Regions from separate parts of the Homo sapiens genome. Here region 1 is linked to region 2. A link is a loop called in an ENCODE intact Hi-C map of the cell type or tissue named here. Cell type or tissue: transverse colon. All regions are shown on one strand. Links, peaks and the distances in the headings refer to the core of each region. The heading gives the core; the rest is flanking DNA.

The links. Hi-C counts contacts between places; a loop is a spot of excess contacts. Peaks named below come from ENCODE experiments on the same cell type or tissue, not always from the same donor. Only the 100,000 strongest peaks of a DNase experiment are listed, where the experiment ranks them.
Region 1: it touches region 2 in a loop (7-fold over the local background); 102 of 110 quality-filtered maps call a loop at or near these places.

The regions. Positions count from the first base shown.
Region 1 is chr7:39,888,343-39,896,507 of GRCh38, forward strand. LOC101928688 (a long non-coding RNA gene) reads left to right here. Exons shown (of 9, transcript XR_001745176.2): 8 at 2,165-2,292. It also overlaps the pseudogene RN7SL496P. Among named protein-coding and RNA genes, the nearest start is that of CDK13-DT, 57 kb to the right of the region's middle. In transverse colon, for the core only: no CTCF peak of the experiment used is centred there; no DNase peak of the experiment used is centred there; H3K27me3 peaks cover 987 bases.
Region 2 is chr7:40,054,708-40,062,872 of GRCh38, forward strand. CDK13 (cyclin dependent kinase 13) reads left to right here. Exons shown (of 14, transcript NM_003718.5): 8 at 8,119-8,165. Among named protein-coding and RNA genes, the nearest start is that of MPLKIP, 76 kb to the right of the region's middle. RefSeq lists a silencer at 997-1,236. In transverse colon, for the core only: no CTCF peak of the experiment used is centred there; a DNase peak (open chromatin) is centred at 2,814; H3K27ac peaks cover 358 bases.

The sequences.
Region 1 (8,165 bases), core at 3,146-5,645, 170 kb before region 2:
GAAGTTGCAGCACTTAAACTTTTGACTCCTGTAGGCACAGCAGTGCATGCCTGTAGTCCCAGCTACTCCTGAGGTGGGAAGATCACTTGAGCCCAAGAAGTCCTGGACTATAGTACACGATGCCAATCGGGTGTCTGCACTAAGTTCAGCATCAGTATGGTGACCTCCTGGGAGTGGGGGACCACCAGGTTGCCTAAGGATGGGTGAACCAGTCCAGGCAGAAACTGAACAGGTCAAAACTCCTGTGCTGATCAGTAGTGGGATTGTGACTGTGAATAGGCATTGCACTCCAGCCTGGATGACATAGTGAGATCCTATCTCTAAGAATAGAGAGAGAGAGAGAGGGAACTAAACTTATCACTCCAAGCCAAATTCCCTTTCCTCACAGGCCTCTCATTAATGTTGGAAAATGCCGGGTCCTCTGTACAACTTTCTGTTTCCTACAGTTGCCTGGCCTCTATTTGTTTTTGTCATGTCATATTCCTCAACTGTTCTAATTGGAGTGGAGCTGTGGTCATCTATTGTTATAGTAGTAATACTGAACATTGCCATCATTTTTATTAAGTGATTCTTACTTGCCACAGCAGTATTGTATTTTCCCCATGCAAATATCATGTGTGATAGGTTCAACTGTGACCCCCTAAAAAATCTGTTCAAATCCTAACCCTTAGTGCCTATGAATGTAACCTTATTTGGAAATAAGGTTTCTGCAGATGTAATTACGTTAAGATGAGGACACACTGGATTAGGGTGTGCTCTAAGGTGACTGTCCTTACAATAGGTGAGGACTTGAGTGACGCAGGTACAAGCCAAGAAACACCAAGGGTGGCCAGCAGCCACCAGAAGCTGGAAAAGGTGAGGAAAGATGCTTCCCGAGAGCCTTCAAGGAGTATGGCCCTGCTGATGCCTTGATTTTGGACTTCTGGCCTCCAAAACTGCCAGAGAATAAATTTCTGTTGTTTTAAGCCACTGAATTTGTGGAACTTGTTAAGGCAGCCCAAGGAAACCAACACACTCCATGAGATGGTTATTAATTCTCATTTTACAGATGAAGAAACTGAGGTTTATAGAGATTAAAGATTTGCTTGAAGACTTAACAGCCATGAGAACTAAATCAACGTGTAGGTTTTGTTTGAATCCTATAAAAAGGCCATTTTTGAGATAATCAATGAAATTTGAATATGGTTTGGGTAGTGGATGTTATTTATTTATTATAAATTTTATATTATTGTTTTAGATGTTACTAATTATATTTGTTGGTGCAAGGTGCAGTGTTATTACATTGTTGTTCAATAACGGCATAGTGATCATATTTTAAAAGGGTTTGGCCAGGTGCAGTGGCTCATGCCTGTAATTCCAGCACTTTGGGAGGCTGAAGGGGGAGGATTGCTTGAGCCCAGGAGTTTCAGATCAGCCTGAGCAACATCGTGAGATGTTGATCTAAAAAAATAACCAATACATTTTTTTAAAAGAAGGAAAAAAAAATAAGTAGAAAGAAATATAAAAGGTTTTTACCAGCAAAATATGCATACTGAGGTATTTGTGGGTAAAATTTCATGACGTCTGGAGCTTGCTTTAAAATGCTCATCCTGGCCAGACACGGTGGCTCACGCCTGTAGTCCAGCACTGTGGGAGGCCGAGGTGGGTGGGTCATTTGAGGCCAGGAGTTTGAGACCAGCCTGGTCAACATGGTGAAACCTCCATCTCTACTAAAAATCTAAAATAAATAAATAAATAAGTAAGTAAATAAATCAGCCAGGGGCTGTGGCACACGCCTGTAGTCCCAGCTACTTGGGAGGCTGAGGTACAAGAATCGCTTGAACCTGGGAGGTGGAAGTTGCAGTGAGCCGAGATGGCACCACTGCACTCCAGCCTGGGTGACAGCAAAACTGTCTAAACAAACAAACAAAATAAAATGCTCATCCCCACCACTCCCCGAAAAGTACTGGAGGGAGTGGATAGATGAAACAAAATGGACACGTTGTCATTAATTGTTGAAGATGGATGATGTGTGTGTGTGTATATAGGGGTTTGTTATAGCATATATTGTACTACTCTTTCTGTTTATGTAACAAAAAATAACCTTTCTTTCTGAGAGAATTCAGTCCTATTGTCCTAGGGCATATTCTGTAATGAATTAACTCCACTCTTATGCATCTTGCAGGGAACTGCAGCATGGGATGCAACATTCTTGGAAGAACTGAGAAGAGTACTCACTCAAATTACCTTCTGTGTGGTTTCTATGGTTTCTCCACACTGGTTGAGAAAGTTCTGAAAACCGCAATCCAGAGGGTAAGTCCAGCTCGAACGGGAAGGCAGTCGGGCTCAGGAACATGGAGCAACCACCTGCCCTTCTGCTGCCCTGGACAATAGGTATTGCACTGTTGGAACTTGGTGGCATTTGCCCAAGGTCAAAATAGGGCATGAGGGAAGATGAAGGGATGGAAGTGAGCCAGCTGTGGGCATTCTCCTAGACACTTCTCATGCTCCTCTGCTTCTCTTAGCCCCTAGAGAACTAAGCCTCACCTAGTCCCCCACCCTTCTCCCCTGTCCCTAAAGCAGTGCACATCCCTTTCGAGATTTTCTGACAGTGACTAGGAAATTCAAGGGCAGGTTTTGTAGTGGAAAGTGCTGGCTAGGGTTGTGCAGCCCATAGGGGCCTGGTTTCCTAATCTGACCCCATGGCTCTTTGGCTGTGTGATCTGGGGCAGCTACCTAACCTCTCTCAGCTTCAACTGCCTCTCCTGTGAAACAAAGATGGTATTGCCCAACAGGCTGTGGGGAAGACTGAATGAAGCATTATTATATGTTATGCACCTAGTGAACTGCATGATATACAGCAGATGTTCAATAAGTAAGACACATGGCCGGGTGCAGTGGCTCACGCCTGTAATCCCAGCACTTTGGGAGGTCGAGGCAGGTGGATCACCTGAGGTCAGGAATTCGAGACCAGCCAGGCCAACATGGCGAAATCCCATCTCTACTACAAATAAAAAAATTGCCAGGCATGGTGGCGCACACCTGTAATCTCAGCTACTCAGGAGGCTGAGAATCGCCTGAATCTGGAAGGCAGAGGTTGCAGTGAGCCGAGATTGCGCCACCGCACTTCAGCCTGGGTGACAAAGCAAGACTGTCAAAAAAAAGAAAAAGAGATAAGGGCAAGAAAAGGCTCCAATCACTGCCTCAGCCACGTCCACTGCCATGACCACTGATACCTCACAGGATAATTTGCACCTTGGATTTCAGATGCTGATAACTGGTTTCTGTAAGGTGAGATCAGGGCAGAGAAGATCCAGGAGAGGGCTGGCATGCTGCCCAAAAGACTCCTTCCAAAAGGGCTGATGGCAGGGCTGAAACCACCTTTGCAAAAATTATAACAGAGGAAATTATGACAGTGAAAGAGATCAAACCTAACCGACTCCATCTGGCTTCTAACCTTTAAGCTGTCCTTGTTCACTCCTGGGCATAGGCTGAACTAACCTTGGGAAGGAATTTAGTTCACAGTTTTGCTCTGAAACAAAATTGATAATAGCCCTTTCCCCACAAAGACCCACTTCTTGCCTGGGGACCAGTCTATCTTTGTAGGACTCACAAATTAGCTACAAGATTAGAAATTATGGTTTAGAGGTCATGCAGCCTCTGGCTGCAAGAGTCTGAACCTCCCCAAATTGCTTCTGGGGATAACATCACCATTGTAAAGCCTAAGATCAGTGCTTGAGACATTTTGCAGACCTTGCACTGGTAGCTGACACTACCCAGAAGGGTAATCTGGCTCAACCAGTTCTGTGATCCCACCCAGGAACAGAAGACAGCAAGAAAACCTCACTATGACCCCCTAAAATCCCATCTCCAAACTGGCAAATCAGCACCCCGTACTTCCTGAGACTCCACCCCTCAAATTATCTTTAAAAATTCTCCAAATGCTCAAGGAGACTGATTTGAGTAGTAATAAAACTCTGGTCTCCCGCATAGCCTGCTCTGCATGAATTACTCTTTCTCCATTGCAATTCTCCTGTCTTGATAAATTGGCTCTGTCTAGGCAGCGGGCAAGGTGAACCTGCTGGGTGGTTACAGGGCTTTGGGTAGAAGAGAGAGAGGAGATGAGAAGAATGCTTACAGGGGAGGCAAAAGGGGAATTCCTGGGGCAAATCCTGGGGGGAAAGTAAGGGAGAGGTACTCTCCAAGGGACATAGGTGAAACTTGAGTCATCTGTAAATGTGAATACCTCCAAATAAATAGAAGAAATGTAAATAGTACTTGCTATGTCCCAAGGCTTATTCTGGAAGCTTTACAAATATTAACTCCTGTAAACTTCTCAACAACCTGTGACATAAGTGCTATTATTATCTCCATTTTGCATGTGAATAAACTGAGGCAAAGAGAGGTTAAGCAACTAGTCCAAGGTTGTCCAGCTGGTAAGGGTTGGAGCTGGGACTCAGATCAGACAAGCTTGTTCCAGCATCTCTCCACCAATTCTGGAAATCATCACTCTGTAGCTGAGTGTTGAGAATGGTACAAAGAGTTAAGATTCCTGCATTTTGATGGATCTTTCTTCTGAAAACTGGGTCACCCTAACAGTCCCCTGGGTTTACCTGGCCAGGATACCTTGATTCTCTGACACTTTTTTTCCTCCCTCAGGTCTAGTTCTGTGATCCCTCTTGGCTTGTGCCTTGTCTGCTCCAGATGGGGTGTCCTCTCTCTGTGCCAGTGTATCAGCCAAGGGTCCATCCAGAAAAACCCACTCAGAGTGATGTATACTAGGGAGATTTGAGAGGACCTAAACAATTTTGGAAGCTGGTTAATGCAAACTAAAAACAATTCTGGGATAGCCACAGTGGCTCACACCTGTAATCTCAGCACTTTGGTTTTTTGTTGTTGTTGTTGTTTTTGAGATGGAGTCTCGCCCTGTCACCTAGGCTGGAGTGCAGTGGCATGATCTCGGCTCACTGCAACCTCCACCTCCGGGGTTCAAGCAATTCTCCTGCCTCAGCCACCCAAGTAGCTGGAATTACAAGCATGTGCCACCACATCCAGCTAAGTTTTGTATTTTTAGTAGAGACAGGGTTTCACCTTGTTGGCCAGGCTGTTCTGAAACTCCTGACCTCAAGTGATCCACCTGCCTCAGCCTTCATCCCAGCACTTTGGAAACCTGAGGCAGGTGGATTTCTTGAACCCAGGAGTTCAAGACCAGCTTGGGCAACATGGCAAAAGCTCATCTCAACAAAAAAATGTATGAAGTTAATAATAATAATAAATAAAATGCTAAGGTCCGCGAACCACCTGAATGGACCCATCCTCTCTGCCAGGACATTCCAAAGTTAACCTGAAAAACTGGTTCAGGCCATGACAGGAAGGGAGGGTTGGACATACCTCATTATACCCTCCTCTCTTTTGGATTTCAGCAAAAGCTGACAAGCGTTAACATCAACACAGACCTTAAGTCTGATAAGAAAAACTTACGGGCCGGGCGTAGTGGCTCATGCCTGTAATCCCAGCACTTTGGGAGGCCGAGGCGGGTGGATCACTTGAGGTCAGGAGTTCAAGACCAGCCTGGTCAACATGGCGAAACCCCGTCTCTACTAAAAATACAAAAATTAGCCAGGCGTGGTGGTGCACACCTGTAATAACAGCTACTCTGGAGGCTGAGGCAGAAGGATCACTTGAGCTCGGGAGGCAGAGGTTGCAGTGAGCCAAGATCACACCACTGTACTCCAGCCTAGGTGACAGAGTGAGACCCTATCTCAAAAAGAAAACAAAAAAAGAAACACTTTCAGTCTATTATCCCTGAAGGCTGCTACCTGGAGCTTTCACCTGCATGATAAAACTCTGGTCTCCCCAACCCCTTATCATCATAACCCAGACATTCCTTTCTGTATATTCCAGGTCTTTAGATAATAGCTTAATAAGTTAACTCTGTCAACCAACTGCCATTCAGAAAATGTTTAAATCTACCTATAACCTGGACCTCCCCCACCTGCCTCCTTCCAGTTGTCCCACCTTTCCAGACCAAACCAATGTACATCTTACATGTATTTGATGTCTTATGTCTCCCTAAAATGTATAAAACTAGGCTGTGCCCCAACCACTTTGGGCACATGTTCTCAGGGTCTCCTGAGGGCTGTGTCACGGGCCATGGTCACCCTCATTTGGGCCAGAATAAATCTCTTCAAATATTTTACAGGACTTGACTTTTTTTTGTCAACATTGAACAGTCTGTAGATGGCTGGTTCTGGGGCCTGAAGTCTGCAGGGCAGGTCCTCTGGGGATGAGGATGAGGATGGATATGAAGTGGAGGAAAGCAAGGATAAACTGGGACTCTTGAGCCCAAAGCTGGAGCCAGAGGACAGATTGGAGCCCACATAGGTCTTTTAGAAAGCTTCCAATTTCAAGGAAGTAGGTGTCCTATAGGGAAAGCTAGAGCCTTCCACTATGGAACCAAACATACATCTGGCCCAAGAGTCAGAGAAGCTGAAAGAGGCTCCAGCAAAATATGGAGGAGCTGTGAGCCACGGGCTGCCACCAACAAGGTGAGCCAACAGAAAAGCAACAACACGAGCATGTGCTGGGATGGTAGCTGGAGCCTGAGCCAGTCAGCTGAGCACAGAAGGGATACAGCTGCTGTTTCACCTCTGTCTTCCAAATTCCACCCAAGATGTCTCTTGTGGGCCATGCCAGCCTGGAACTATGCAGGGAAGGGGATGCTGGGAGACATTGTTCCAGCTTAGCTCAACTGCTGCAAGCCCAGGCCACACACTTGGGATAGGACGCCCTGCTCTTGCTGGGGAATCCCCTCCATTCTTTCCCTGGAAGTCAAACTGAAGAAAACAAGCCTCCTGCCCAGGGAATTTCTTTGCTTTCATGTTTGCTTTGTTCTCTGTTTTAGTGCCACGGTGGATGTATTCCCTGCTGCCAACTTCTAGTATGGACACCTGGGTGGGTGCCTTTGCTTCTCTTCAGAACCACCCACACCTTTCTATCCTTGGACTCTCCTCCCCAGAGGGGTCATTATCCCAATCAAACACAGTTATGATGAACAGAGAATCCCTGACAGTCACCAGGGATGTCACATAAATGACAGTGTAGTTATGTCTACCACACTGTTTATTCTTGATCTGTAGGATAAGTCTAGAACCAGTTACTTTTATTTAAATACTTTAACACTTGGTGATGGCATAATCTAAGTCAGTGGTTGTCAAACTTTTGCCTGTGGCAGAATCACCTGGAATCCTCTGATTCACATTTTGATTTTCTTTTTTTGTTTTTCTTTTATTGAGACAAGGTCTGGCTATGTTGCCTAGGTTAGAGTACAGTGGCTATTCACAAGTGCAACCATAGTGCGCTGCAGCCTCAAACTTCCGGCCTCAAGCTATCCTCCTGCCTCAGCCTCCCAAGTAGCTGGGACTGCACTGTATACACCGCAGCATCCAGCTCCATCCCAAGTTTCTGATTCAGGTCTCTAAAGGGGCCTGAGAACTTGCAGTTCTATCAAGTTTCCAGGGGATGATGATGACATTGGTCTAGGAGCCACACTTTGAGAACCACTAGCCTTGAGGTTAAGAGGACAAACTTCCAGATCAGACTCCATGGGCTGGACTCCCAATTCACTATTCGTTTGCTTCATGACCATGGGCAAGTTACTCAATATCCTCATGCCTCAGTTTCTTTAAATGTAAAATGAGGACAAAAATGGCACCTACTTTTGGGGGTTGTAGTGAGACTTAAATAAATTAATCCACATAAAGTGTGTGTCCATAAAGCACTATATTCATGTTTTATCCATAAAATACTCTATCCACATTAAGTATGGATACAACATACAGTAAACACTCAACAAATGTTTGCTATTGTTTTAATTCAGCATATGTTTTGTGAGTAAGTGACTATGTAGCAAGTGCATATCGAGTTCTAGATTTACAGATCTTTCACACTCATAAAGGCTGAGTCTAGAATACACAAGTCTTTGATTTAATTTCTCAGTAACTGACATTTTCTTGTCTCTTCATACCTGTCCCCCTCATATGTCTCCAATGATTATCATTGAGCTAGGAAGCACAAGCAAATGCATTAGGAAAAAAGTATTATGATAGAAATACAGCAAGTGTCAGCTCTTTTACAAAATATTATTCTAATGGAAAAACTAGCTTTATGGCAAAGTTTCAGTTTAA
Region 2 (8,165 bases), core at 1,826-4,325:
GGGGTCAGCCACGGCACCTGGCCTGACTTTAAATTTTAATACTTGGTTAATCACTTAAGGTTTAAGGAAAAACAAAAGAATTGTTTGATTTTGTTTTCTAATGTGTTACTTTCCTGGCAGACAAAGAAATAGTGTCTGCCTTCTTTTAAAAAATATTAATGAGATTTACAAATGAAAGTATTTAGCAGAAGGACTGGCCTTGGTGTCTCTTGCCTGTAATCCTAGCACTTTGGAAGGCCAAGATGTGGAGATTACTTGAGCCTAGAAGTTCGAGTCCAGCCTGGGCAACATAGTGAGATCTCTATTTTAAAAAAAGTAGAAATTGAAATGCACAATAGTTAACGTTGAGACCATTATTTTTGGGTCTTTACAAAGTTTAGTTTCTTGCCATCCAATAACAACTTATTGAAGTTACTAAATTTTGTTTTCCAATTTAATGGCAGAAGGACTGTGTGTGTGTGTGTGTGTGTGTGTGTGTGTGTGTGTGTGTTTTCCTGGGTTATTGAGTTTATTGCTTGGAATTGATCTAATTATGTAAAGTGGAGTGGTTCATTTCATTTTTAGATTTTTCTTTTTTGTATGTACACATTTATTTGATAACATCTAAGAAGTCGACTATATGTTTTTCAGTCCTGTTTCTTTTTCATTGTGAGTTAATTTGCTTTTTGTGCAAATACTGGGTATAGACACACCACAAGAATGTAATTTGTTTTTTAATCCATGAAAGAAAAAAGCATCGTATATGTAGTGTCACATCAGTTTGCTTCTTCTTTGTGTGATCTAAACAAGATCATCTCTACGATGTTGACAGTTGGTAGCCAAATCTAATAGCGCAAGTTTGAAATTCATTTTTGAGGATTCTGGATTTTTTTTTTTTTTTTTTTTGAGACAGAGTCTTTCTTGCTCTGTCAACCAGGCTGGGGTGCAGTGGTGTCATCTAGGTTCACTGCAACCTCTGCCTCCTGGGTTCAAGCAATTCTCATGCCTCAGCCTTCTCAGCAGCTGGGATTACAGGCATGCACCGTGATACCTGGCTAATTTGTTTTGTATTTTTAGTAGAGGTGGGGTTTCACCATGTTGGCCAGGCTGGTTCCGAACTCCTGGGCTCAAGCAATCCTTAGGCCTCTGCCTCTCAAAGTGCTGGGATTACAGGCATGAGCCACCACGCCCGGATGGATTTTCTTTTATTTGTCTGTCTTTGGATAATGTATTTTCATATTACAACGTGCTTTAATTTTCCTGGGCTTTAAATTTCCTGGAACCAAAACATAGTTTCAGTCTCTTTTACTTTTGTCTTTACATTTGTAAACGGTTAACGGGATTTAATATTAGCATCCTAATCGTAACGTGGATTTTTGTTTGATAGTATACTATATTACTGAATTGGGTGATACCTGAAATTGTCCTTATTCTCTTCTGACTCCACCTACGTTGGAACTTGCTTTTATGATTAAATACTTCTGTCTGCACACTTTCTCAATATTTGCTTCTTTTTCATTAGAGAGGTAGAAAGTGAGGCATGGTACCTATTATGCAAAATTTTTGAGTAAATCAGGTGTTTTTCCTTGTCCTTAGTAACGGTCATTTTCATTTGTCTTTTGTCATTGTTACCTTTTAAAAGCTTTTTAAAAAATAGTTTATTAAAAATATTTAAAATACAATTAAAGTACCACTAACTTCTTTAAAGTTTTCTTGCCAGCTCTGTTCTCTCCCTGGCTTTATCCCCTTTCTCTGGAAAATGAACATTTGCTCACCCGCCTCAGGGAACTGAAGGTTTAGTGTGATTGGAACAAAAACCAAATGATAATGGATTTTATAGGCCTTGTGTAGGTATTCTCTAGATGGAAGCAATGTGTACTATAGCCATAACATATTCATGTTTCATTTCACGCTATCACTTTGACTGCACTTTGGAAAGTGGTTTGGCCTTATACGTCTGGAAGCAAGAACAATCACTTAAGAAAGCTGTTGCAGTAAATCTAAATAGGATGACTATAGCTAGAACCAAGGAATGGGCACAGGTAGTGGAAAGACAGATTAATTATATCATAAGGATGTAGACTTGTTAGACCTTGATGGTTGAATGTGTTGTGAGATACATCCCTGCCTCCACCCCCTACTGTAAGGTTTCTGCTTAAGCAACTGGATGAATGATTTGTTGGTTAGGATAGTCTAAACTTTTGTAACAAAGAGAACCACAAAAGTTAGTGGCTTAAAGAATGAGAAGTTTATATATGTATTTCTCACTTAATAATCTTGAGTGGTGGCTGGGCGTGGTGGCTCACGCCTGTAATCCCAGCACTTTGGGAGGCCAAGGCAGATGGATCACCTGAGGTCAGGAGTTCAAGACCAGCCTGGCCAATATGGTGAAACCGCATCTCTACTAAAACTACAAAAATTAGCTGTGTGTGGTGGCAGATGCCTGTAATCCCAGCTACTTGGGAGGCTGAGGCAGGAGAATCGCTTGAACCCAGGAGGTGGAGGTTGCAGTGAGCCGAGATCACGCCACTGCACTCCAGCCTAGGTGACAAGAGCAAAACTGTCTCAAAAGAAAAAAAAAATTTTGAGCAGTTGTTGCTTACCCCTGTGCACAATTAAGATTATTTAACCATACCACCAAGTCAAATGGTGACTGCTTCAATACAGCTATTCAGAGAAGAAGACTGGAAGATCTGTCATCTTCTACACATGCCTTCCAATGCTGGTGCCAGAGGTGAGAAAAGAGGAGGGAGGAGAGTAATGAGCCAGGCCTAGAAATGGCACTTATCACACGTGCTTATGTTCCACTGGAGAGCACTTGGTCATGTGGCCACACCTAACTGCAGTGAGGATGGGAAATGTAGCAGAGCTGGACAGCTGCCATAGAAGGGAGGAGTAACAGATTTTTAGAGGGCAGCTATGAGTATCTGCCACGAATGGTGAGGCTGTTTGCTGAGACAGTAAAGAAGAACAGAGATGCATTTTTTAGCAAAAGGTAATAATGTAGGTACTTATAGGACTTCTAAATTTGCTTGTGTAATAAGAATGGGCAAGTAAGACAGCTGATCTTAGATGACAGCATCAGTTGGGAAAAAATTGGTTTTGTTTCTCTATAGCACTGTGATGATAGAGGAATTTAAAAGTTATTTTTCTTGGAAGATATCAAAAGGAGAAAAACAGGAGTTCAAATAGGGGGAAAGAACATGAGAGAAAAGATTGTGTTTATTGTTATGTAGTTATGTTATATGAAAGTATTAATAAGTTAGGCAATGCATATGTAGGGTGAGGAATTTAAAATAGCTGAGTGCTACAAAGCAAATAAAATAACGACTATAGTGTCAAAGTAGGGGTGGTAGTGGATAATTGGGTAATTTTCGTTAGGGGAGTTAAGATAGGCCTCTTTTAGGAAGTAAATTGGAGCTAAGACCAGAGTGATGAGAAAGGGAAAACTTAATGAAGACCTGGGCCAAGAACATTCCAAGTACAAAGGAGAAGGAACTCAGTACGGCCTGAGAACAGACTTGGGAGGTTTAAGGTCAAAGGTTGCCCAGTGTAATAGGAGGTAAGATCCTTGCTGTACAGTCTTATCAACTGAAGTAAAGTTTAAATTTTATTTGATTGCAGTGGGAAATCACTGGGCAGTTTTAAGCAAGCAGTTGATACCTGGTTTTATGCTTAATAAAAAAACTGAAAAGAAGTTAAGGGTAGCTGGGCATGGTGGTGCATGCCTGTAATCCAAGCTACTCCAGAGGCAGGAGAATTGCTTGAATCCAGGAGGCAGAGGTTGCAGTGAGCCAAGATTGCACCACTGAATTCCATTCAGGGCAACAGAGCGAGACTCTGTCTCAAAAAAAATAAATAAAATAATAAAAACAAAAACGGGCAGGGCGGGCGGGGGGGTGCAATTAGAGATGGAAGCCAGGAAACCAGTTAAGATATTGTTGTGGTCATACCAGTGAAAAGAATAATGGCTTGGACTAGGTATTTGGATTGGGGATCTATTTTGGATGTAGAATTGGCAGAAGTTGTTTGGAAATTTGAGGGAAAGATGAATCAAGAATGACACTTGGATTTTTGACATTAAAAGCTGGGTAGGTGTTAGAAAATAGATCCCAGATTTCTTTTGTAGGTTTGATAGATTTTTCTGCAATGGATTGTGAATGTCTTAAAGATGACATGGCATTTTGTGTATATGATGAATTTAGTTTACTGAAGACTCTCTTTGTCTCAAAACAGTATGAATTATAGTATAAAAGAAGTACATGGGGGGGTTGCCTTCAAGCAGGAAGAAAGAAGTACAGACTTTATCATATGTTGTTGGAAAAATGAAACATTTTAGAGCTGGTTTAGGTATTTCATTTTATATGATTTTTTTCACTTAGAATGGTCTTTAACAAAGGCAGCAACCCTGCTTTATAAATTTTAACTGAGATTATCTAGAACCCCCAAATACTTCAAGGATCTAGGATTTTGTTCTGTTTTTCTATATATATCTAGACCAGTAGGAGGTGGAAAACGTGCCAGCCAAGGGGCACACTCCTTATCACACTGCTTGGTTTGTTGTGGATACGGTGCAGCTTATCAGGCCTTAAGGTAGGGAAGGCCATAACCGTATCTCATCTTCCCTGCCCTCCATCTCTGGAATTCCTGGGATTGCTTTTTGTTTTTTGTTTTGTTTTGTTTTGTTTTTTGAGACAGAGTCTCGCTCTGTCACCCGGGCTGGAGTGCAGTGGCACGATGTCAGCTCACTGCAACCTCTGCCTCCAGGGTTTAAGCAATTCTCTGCCTCAGCCTCCCAATTAGCTGGGATTACAGATGCATGCCACCACGCCTGGCTAATTTTTGTATTTTCGGTAGAGATGGAGTTTTACCATCTTGGCCAGGCTGGTCTTGAATGCCTGACCTCGTGATCCACCCACCTCGGCCTCCCAAAGTGCTGGGATTACAGGCATGAGCCACTGCACCCAGCCTTCTTGGGATTGTTCAGAGGCAAAGTATTGGAATCTATCAATGAACAGATAGTCTTTGATCTCTACTCCGTTGACACTTCCTTGAATGTAAAAATAATTTTTAGAGTGTGGTACTTTTTGTTTTATAAAAAGTATGTATCAGTCTGAATGTTTGTTTGCTTCATAAATCAAAACATTTCCATATTTTTGAAATTACATCAGTGTTTTAAAATTCAACTTCCTAGATTAAATTTTACAGTTGAATGTTTTGTCTCAGTATTTTGCCTAGTTCTTATTTCTTGTCTAACAGAAACTAAGCATTTGGAAAGGCCATTAATTAGTACACGTTAAATATTTTTCTGTACAGTTAGAAATATATTTCATGTGGTTTTGTGTTTATTTTTGAAAATTTACTATTTTCACGTCTGAATTAATAAAACATTATAGCAATTAATAAAAAGTATATTCTAGTTTGCTAAGGTGACTGCTAAATATTGCATTAGATGATGCTACATATTGCTTAGAATTTGATATACAATATATAAAATAATCTTTTACTTATTCCTTTTTAGTCACCTGAATTTGTTTAGTTTCTCTACGATTCAACATACTTTTAATTTTTAAGATTTTTTAAAAAATACAAGACACTAAAAATATTTTTTAAAGTAAAATAAAAATTAACTATTTGTAGATAGATTTATATAAATTTAAACATTTCCTTGAGCCTAGTTATCCAGTTGCACTTTTATAACACCATTGTATAGGTTTGATATACTCATAGATCCTTGATGTGTTTGAGAAACTAGTTGTCATAATTTTTACAAATTTTGTTCTTCCACCCAGTAAATCATGTGTCATCTAAAGTTAGAGGGCAATATACATTAAGGTGCCTGACCTGTGCCCAGCATTGTTTGGGCTTTGTGTGTGGGGTTCATAATAAAGAATGTTACGAGGTTTTTTAACTTTCTGGGAAAATACAAAATAGGGAGTTAAGACAGGTAAGTATGATGTAAATTTAAGAATGTGAAGATAAATATATTATTAATAGAGATTAGACTTTATGAATATGCATCTTTTACTGTGTTGTAAAGGAAGTATAGCACTTGAATGAGAAAAATAGGGAAAGGATTTTATTAAAAGGGGATAAGGCAGCTGGGCACAGTGGCTCACGCCTATAATCCCAGCACTTTGGGAGGCCGAGGTGCGCAGATCACCTGAGGTCAGGAATTTGAGACCAGCCTGGCCAACATGGCAAAACCCTGTCTCTACTAAAAGTACAAAAATTAGCCAGGAGTGGTGGCGGGTGCCTGTAATCCCAGCTACTCAGGAGGCTGAGGCAGGACAATCGCTTGAACCCGGGAGGCGGAGGTTGCAGTGAGCTGAGATTGCGCCACTGTACTCCAGCCTGGGCGACAAGAGTGAGACTCCAGCGCAAAAAAAAAAAAGGGCGGGGGGGCTAAAGCATAAAGAGGTGAGCATAATTTTAAAGAATTACTAAGTTCAGTTTAACTAGAGTAGCTAAAATTTGAAAGACTTGCTCATTATGTGAAGATAAGTGATTCCAGTAAACAAGCAAAAATCACTGAGAAAAGTACATTAATAATGTTAGAAAAACCTAATCTTAATTTACTATTAAAAATATTCATCTTATTCTGTCCTCTTTTCACAGTTTTTACCAAAGTCAAATGTTTTTGCTAGCTTTGGAGCACTGTTAACTATAGTCCTATCTGTGGTAATGCTATAATGCCCAAATTGATAGTTTTATAATGCTAGTGCTTAAGTTATTTGGAGAAATTTGGCTGGATGGGGGCAGAGCAGGTCAGGCAGATCTTACACTGCCTGGAACTGCAAATCTATAGGTGGCAAGAGGGAATTGCTTTCTAAATTGAATGCTCCATTTCCTTAACAAGACTGGTCCAGGACCAAGCCAAGCTTAGGTAAATGGGCTTGGAATACAGCCTTTCTGGGGAATTTGCTATGGCTTTTGAGTCCTTGTGATTTGGAAAACATCTGGATATAAAGAGATGTTTATAGCTGATCTGAATATATATGTGATCTCCCTGAAGTAAGTAACTACAGATCAGCCGAAGAACCTCCTCTGACTACTTAGGATTCTCTTCAAGCGTGTCAATCAGCTAGAACGTGACCATTCTCTGAGCGTTGAACACTTTACATTGCCAGATAATTTGTGCTGTTTTCGTCAAACCTGACCCTAATATAACTTGACTAAATAATCTTGTCTGTGGCAAATAAAGAGGTAGCAGTATATTTATGTCCTCTTTTCGGAAGGTGATAAAGGAATTATTTGATAAAGTACGATATGTATTGCTACTTTGCAGAGTAGACCTCAAGTAGATACTTGAGTAGACACTCTGCATTTGTGTGCTTTTTTCTATTCACACACTACAGTGGGTATGTGAATCAGTGAAAAATTGCCAAAAATATGATCAATTGAAAACTTTTGTTAGGTGGTCTTTATTTGAACTATATCTTGTCATCCATTAGTAATTTAGCAAGATTTGATCAGAACCAGTCAACGCTCTTTAAATCAGTTAATCCCATTAAAGGTTTTTATGGAAAGGAAAAACAGTGCTCAACAATTGAGTTGATACTAAAGCTTTGCTTTGACCAAATTGCAGTTAATACCAGTAAACTACTTTTTTTTTTTGAGACGGAGTCTTGCTCTGTCACCCAGACTGGAGTGCAGTGACGCTATCTTGGCTCACTGCAAGCTCTGCCTCCCGGGTTCACATCATTCTCCTGCCTCAGCTTCCTGAGTAGCTGGGGCTATGGGCACCCGTCACCACGCCTGGTTAATTTTTTTTTAGTACAGATGGGGTTTCACCGTGTTAGCCAGGATGGTCTCGATCTCCTGACCTCGTGATCTGCCAGCCTCGGCCTCCCAGAGTGCTGGGATTACAGGCGTGAGCCACCGTGCCCAGCCTATCAGTCAACTACTTTTTGTTTTTATCTTCATATATTAAGGGAATTTTTAGTTAAACAGGTTGCCCTCACATACATTTTATGATCTTATATTAGATACCTTTGGATGTCTGTATTTTTTAGTAGGCAGATGAAAGTGTTTTTAGTTAGGATTATAGGGATTGCTTTAGTAAAATAATATTTCCTCAGAGAATCTGTCTTACTCCAACAAATACTAACTCTAAAGACTGTTTTCTGTGTTTTTTAGTCGGCCGTATACTAACAAGGTAATTACTTTATGGTACCGTCCACCTG